Linked DNA regions of Homo sapiens: region 1 is linked to region 2. The links are chromatin contacts, found by Hi-C in ENCODE. All regions are on one chromosome and are shown on one strand. Each heading gives the region's core, a stretch centred on a gene start or an enhancer-like site at or near the end of the contact. The rest is flanking DNA. Distances are from core to core; before and after follow the strand shown.

Region 1 (3,247 bases), core at 444-2,943, 1.4 Mb before region 2:
AGAGGCAAGAAGGAGCAAATCCCCAGGATCACGCAGCAATTTGGTTTGGCGCCTGCAGAGGGCACCCGAGGAACATGACAGTGTTCCCCAGACTTAAATCATTCAAATCCACCTTCCGAATATTTTGCACTTCTTTTGAATCTTACTGTGCTGGGTAATGTTAAGTACTGTCAGTTTGTATTTAGCTAAACAATTTTGCAAATGGTTTTTCCATAACGCTGTTTGAAATGTTTCATTGTTTTCCCATTGCACTTAAATTTCTTACCAGGGCCTAGCCTCCCTCCCTGACCTTGTTTTGGACCATCTTTCCCCTCACTCACTGTGCTTCACCCTCTTGGGCCTCCATTCTGTGAATGCTACACGCTCCCTCCTGCCTCAGGGCCTTTGCACTTGCTTTTCCTGCTGCCTATGATGCCTTTCTCCTATTGTTCAGCCAGCTGCATTCTACCGTCTGCCTATCCTTAAGACTCAGCGTCTATGTTACTCCCATCAAGGAAGCTGCTATGATTTGAATGTGTCCTCCAGAGTTCGTAGTTGAAATTTAATGGCCAATGTGGTTTTACAATGAGGCGGGGGTCTTTAAGTCTGAGGACAGAGCCCTCAAGAATGGGATTGGGTCTCTTATAGAAGGGCTTGAGGGAACGAGTTTGTGTTGGTCCATTCTCCCACTGCTATAAAGAACTGCCCAACACTGGGTAATTTAGAAAGGAAAGAGGTTTAATTGACTCGCAGTTCCACATGGCTGGGGAGGCCTCAGGAACCTTACAATCATGGCGGGAGGTGAAGGGAAAGCAAGGCACCTTCTTAACAGGGCGGCAAGATCAAGAATAAATGCAGGAAGAACTACCAAACACAAAACCATCAGACCTCGTGAGAACTCACTCACTATCACGAAAACAGAGTAGGCGAAACCGCCCCCTTGATTCAATTATCTCCACCTGGTCTTTCCCTTGACACATGGAGATTATGGGGATTACAATTCAAGATGAGATTTTGGGTGAGGACACAGCCAAACCATATCAAGGTTCATTCTCTTCTGTTCTTCTACCATGTAAGGACATAGCATTCTGCCCTGCAGAGGACACAGCAACAAGTTGGCATCTTAGAAGGAGAGACTGGACCTCTCACCAGCCATTAAACCTACAGGTGCCTTGATCTTGGATTTTCCAGCCTCCAGAACTGTCAGGAATAAATCTCTATTGTTTATAAATTACCTAGACTCAGGACTTTAGTTGTAGCAGCATAGACTGACTAAGACACAAGCTTTCCTCAAACGCACCCATCTCCCAGACAAGAGCAGCATCCGCTGCCCCCTAAAGCAGCTTTCTACGCCTCCCTGGTATATTCCCTTTTGAATTCTGTGTCCCTGTTAAACTGAGAGCACCAAAGGAAACAGATCATGCCTGTTTTCTTCATCTCTGTTGTTGCGGCACCAACAGGAAAGTAGGTGCTTAACAAATGTTAACTAATGAATAAATCAATGCATGAATAAATAAGTGATAATGTATTTAGAGATTAATACAGTAATATATAATACAGCGTAAGCTGTTGAGGAATTCACTCCACTACAATGTACAAGAGTCCATAACTTATTGCATTCTTTTTGTTTTGTTTTGTTTTGTTTTTTGGCTAGGCCTAGTACTTACGCAAATTGTGATCATGTGGACTCATTGTTCGAGCAACACTCCTTTCTTCAGCAGATGGCACTGTGACCCCAAAATCTGGCATGTTATTTTTCTCTCTGCAACTCCTGAAGAATTGTCTACACGCTGCAAAGCAAGATGACACAAACCCAGGAAACCACTGCCTTTGGGCCAAAGTAGAATCATCTTTTGCTAGTTTGAATTCTTAACCGAATTTTTACCTGGCTAAAAGTACAGCATTTTTAAAAGCCCTTCAACGTATACAATGTTTTTAGACCTTTATAAAACAGACCATTAGTTAACCAACCCTATAAAGGAGGTAGTATTATCATTATTACACACAGATGGTATAACTGAGGCAAGAGTACGGGACATAATGTGCTCGAGGACACAGAGCTAGAAACAGTAGAGCTAGAGTTGAAACTGGCACCTCTTGCATTCCATGCTCTTAACCTTACATTACATTGCAACGGAAATGGAAAGAAAGGGAAGGGTGGGACAGAGATTGCAATGGAGGAATGAACATAACTTGGGAACTCCTAAGTTATGAGTTATTCGCAAGGTACAGAGAATAAAAAATAACACAAGAATTTTACTTCTTGTGAAAAGAACAAATTACAGAAGCTATTTTTGACAATAGTGAGTTTTTTTAGCTTATCCTTAAAGTAAACAAAAGTTTAGAGTTAATCATAACATATGTATACTATTATTTTTTAAGTTGTTCCTGCATCCAATGGTGACATAAACACATTGGCTCCAATAACAGAATGAGATTTCATTTCCAGGTAAAGATGCTACCTCGAGGCAAATTGAATGCTCAAATCTTTCTACAGGTAAAATCTTGTTTTAATAAAAGGCACTTCCACGTTTGTGTTTACACAATGAGCCTCTTCCCATATTCGGTCAGGTGTTATCTGAGCATACTGAAGGAGAGCTGAGGTCCTGGCTACGATGGATTCCATTTGACCTAATAAATGTTGAATTGCCAATGTAATCAGTGATTCTTGTAGCAGTGTAGGACATGGATCCTAGGAGAAGATTTCAGTACTTTGCGAGCTACCACTTGCTAAGCTCCGGAAAAGCTGTCTGCGAAGACATGAGGAGGAGGGGCAGTCCCTAAATTGTCAATGGCCTTAAAAAGAGGCTGTATTTCTCTTAAGCATTTAATATATACTTTGGGTTCTTAAATTAATTTTGCAAATTAATTCAGTTCAAACTATAGGTATAATTTTCATTTTGTAGGTGGTGAAAGGAGGCTCAGGACAATTGGGTAATGCCTCTAAGTTTCTATACCTTATATAACTGTTATCTGATAAAATAAGGATACAAATCGTAGTTATTCTCATCTACACTGTATTTTCCCATACCCATAAAAATTAAATATTATACTTCTCAAAAAGAATCCTGCCTCACTTCCTTTAGAACTAACTTTGTTCAAACAAATTTTAGTACCACCCAAGTAATTATGCTATCTAGTTATGTTTGTGAAACAAGTCTACATGTATTTTTTGCATAATTTGACAAGATATATAGGACAACATAGCAATGAAAACTTTTCTCCTTTTTATTTTAAGATCCCACTCCCCAAAGGGGGGGAACTGTAT
Region 2 (3,374 bases), core at 36-2,535:
AATGGGTTCAGGGGTATTAGAATACTAGAAAGAATAAAAAGGAAACCTAGAAGAGCTTTGGAAATAAGTACATTTTTTCAAGTTTTTCCATCACAAGTGTTGAAAAATATCATTCTATTAAAATATTTTTATTATTAAGATTCTATGGAGAAGACTGATGATAAAGTGGATACCTTTCTAAGATGCTTTTCTAAGATTTTGCTACTACTCATGCCCTGAATTGATGCACAGGGATCAGTTCAGCCAGTTGAGAGGCTCCACTTTTAGAAACCTACCACATGTTTTCACAAATGAATTTTCCAGTCTGTCAATTACTGAGGAGATAAAAATTGGGTCCAGAACAAAGGGTGACTCAGAGGCTCATTTGGAAATTTGGGATTTCTGGTTCTGCTTTGACAGATTTGGAAGAAGAGGCAAAACATTTCCTGTAAATACCATCGCTGGGATGAATTCTCACTCTCCTGTCCCTCCATCAAACAGAAATCTATATTGTGCCTTGAGTTGAGCTCCAGAGAAATTATCAATATTCACACATCTGGCACAAATCTGTTGGAAGAAAAAAAAACCATCATGCCATCTGTATTTCTTCAATCGTTTTATAGCACAGCTCCAGTCTCTGGCCATCATTTTGTCACTCGGTCTTGTAAATATAAAGTTATATTACTTTTTGGCTTGTTTGAGGACACCGTTCATCATAAGGGGAGGATGAAGAGATGATGTCACTGCCGGGAAAAAAAAAAACAAAACACAACAACTTCGCCTTTCTCAATCCCCCACCTTCCCCAGAGTGTGGAGGAGCCAAATTTCATCTAGTTTGGCACAGTTGTAGGAATTAACATGACTGAAATGTATGCCAGATTTCAAAACAATTTCTAACAGTTTCTGTGAGACCGTGTAAGCAACTGAAAATTGACATGTTGTGTTGTGCCCGAGTCAGCCAACTGCTGTCACTGCATAATTAGATTTTCCTGCATGAGAGGAAAAAGTGTTCCCTTAAAAAATTATGAAATAAAGCAGAAGCTAATATAAAATACAAGTGGGCCCGTTATTCACATAGAGGTAGCCTTCCGCCAAAGAATGACTTTGGACACACACACACGTGCACGCACACACACTCACACACACACAACTCCAGGAGAGGCTGATGGCCCTGGATTTCTGCGCTTTACATGCAAGAAATGCTCTTTGCAAAGGGAAGAGGATTTACGGCACAGGCCAGATGGAAGTAGGCCCACTTGGCTGCCCAAGGAATGGCTGAAACCCAGAAGCAAGAACAGATTTGGAGCTAATGAATGTGCGGTTCCTTCCTTCTGATATGGAATAATAGATGTGGCAGAGTATGCCAGGTGCCCCCAATACTTATTCTCCCCTTGTCCAACAGTAACAGTAGTTTTTGTTTGGCACAAAGGAGCCCAGCTAAAGGCTATATTCCCCAGGCTCCCCTGCACCTCGATATAACCATATAACTAAGTTCTGGCGAATGAGGTGTGAGAGGAAGTGGAAGTTTCCAGATTCCATGTCGTGTCCTTAACAGGAAAGGAGGGGTTCCCTCCGCTTTCTCCCCTCCCGTCTTCCTGAGGGTGGGAGCGCAGGCATCTTTGTCCAGGAGGATGAGATCTATACCATGTGGACAAGAGCTGCACCCTAGAGGCAGCAAAGTAGTAAGACAGAAAGCTCAATGTCCCTGGTAGTTTTAAGTCACCTTACCGACCTTGGATGATGTTCTGCACTGTTCCATCAGAGAAACGCCATTTACTGCTCATTTAAACCATTGTATTTTCATATAGCAGCAGCCTTTTCTGCATCCTAACTAATACTGCTCTCTTGGAAATGACCTTCAGAGTTCATCAGAGCTAGACCCTTGCAGACAGGAGTGTTTACACCCAAGGACATATGTATCTTTGTTTTCTAGTCATGTCTTTCAAGGTAAAGACCTTTCTTCAAATAACTGTATATGTTCAAAAGGCAAAATACGACTCAAAGTATCATTCATGTGTGATAAGGTGATTACAATTACTGTTACCATTTTACAAATGAAGAAACTAGTTTACAGAAATGAAAAAAAAACTTACCCCAAATTACATATTACATGGCTAAAAATTTTAGTTTTTTTTCATATCATGCTCAGGTGAAATGAGTTTGTAACATATGGACAGGCATTCAAAAAATATTGGCTATTTAACTGAATTAATGACTACATTCTTAAAATAAAGCAGTAGAGGTAAGACTAGAACTCAGGTCTACTGACTTTAAAGACAGTAATTTTTAACTCTGCACTCTCTTTGCTCCCTGACTATGTCTTAAATTAGGATACTTTGAGTTAAGTTTGTGAATAAAAGTTTCAGTGCATCTGTAAAAAGAAAATAATTAATTTAAACATTTTCAATTTGTTTAAATCTTATATCAAGTGTTTCGTTCCTCTGCGCCCTGTAGCCAATAACAGAAATCTTTAACTTAAACTGGCTTAATTATTAATGGGGCCTTGTTGACTGATGTCACTGAATCCCCAGAATATGATTCGTGCCATCCCTCAGCACAGCTCCTCTCCAAGTTGGCTCCCCTCCCAGGTTCATATGATATCAGCATGGCTGTCAGCCCCTCCAGGCCTACATCCCATCCTGTTTCATTCCAACAGAAAGGAGCCCTTCCTCCTTGGTCTGATTGCTTTATAAGCCTGTTTGTCAACTAAAAATATGTCCTAGGGCAGCAGTCCCCAATCTTTTTGGCACCAAAGACTGGTTTTTGTGGAAGACAGTTTTTTCCGCGGACTGAAGGTCGGGGGTTGGTTTTGGGATGATTCAAGTGCATTACATTTATTGTGCACTTTATTTCTATTATTACGTTGTAATATTTAATGAAATAATTATAAAACTCACCAAAATGTAGAATCAGTGGGACCCCTGAGCTTGTTTCCCTAAAACTAGATGGTCCTGTCTGGGGGTGATGGGAGACAGTGACAGATGACATCAGGCATTAGATTCTTATAAGGAGCATGCAACCTAGTTCCCTTGCATGCATGGTTCACAACAGGGTTCGCACTCCTATGATAATCTAATGCTGCTGCTGATCTGACAAGAGGCAGAGCTTAAGTGGTAACGCGAGCAGTGGGGAGCAGCTGTAAATACAGATGAAGCTTCACTCACTCACCCGCTGCTCACCTCCTGCTGTGAGACTCTGTTCCTAACAGGCCATGGACCAGTACCGGTCTGTGGCCCGAGGGCTGGGGAACCCTGTCCTAGAGTGTTCAGAGCTCTGATTGGTCAGGTCACTAGCTCTAAGAATGTAAGATATGTGGTTCCCAAGAGGTCAAACAGAGTGCTGTTCCCAAAACAATAGGAAAAAGATATTGGATAAGCAACAATAACAAATGCCCG

The links. A loop is a pair of places that touch in the nucleus more often than their neighbours do. Pooled maps may share reads with other maps.
Region 1: a pooled map shows a loop between it and region 2 (5-fold over the local background). The contact joins two enhancer-like sites. A Hi-C loop is called at or near these places in 2 of 50 pooled maps.

What each region holds. Positions count from the first base shown.
Region 1 is chr20:54,196,640-54,199,886 of GRCh38, reverse strand. No RefSeq gene overlaps it. Among named protein-coding and RNA genes, the nearest start is that of PFDN4, 9.8 kb to the left of the region's middle. Within about 2 kb of position 1,693, at least 3 of the 41 ENCODE cell types and tissues checked have a DNase peak (open chromatin) inside an H3K27ac peak, as active enhancers do.
Region 2 is chr20:52,746,187-52,749,560 of GRCh38, reverse strand. No RefSeq gene overlaps it. Among named protein-coding and RNA genes, the nearest start is that of LINC01524, 130 kb to the right of the region's middle. Within about 2 kb of position 1,285, at least 3 of the 41 ENCODE cell types and tissues checked have a DNase peak (open chromatin) inside an H3K27ac peak, as active enhancers do.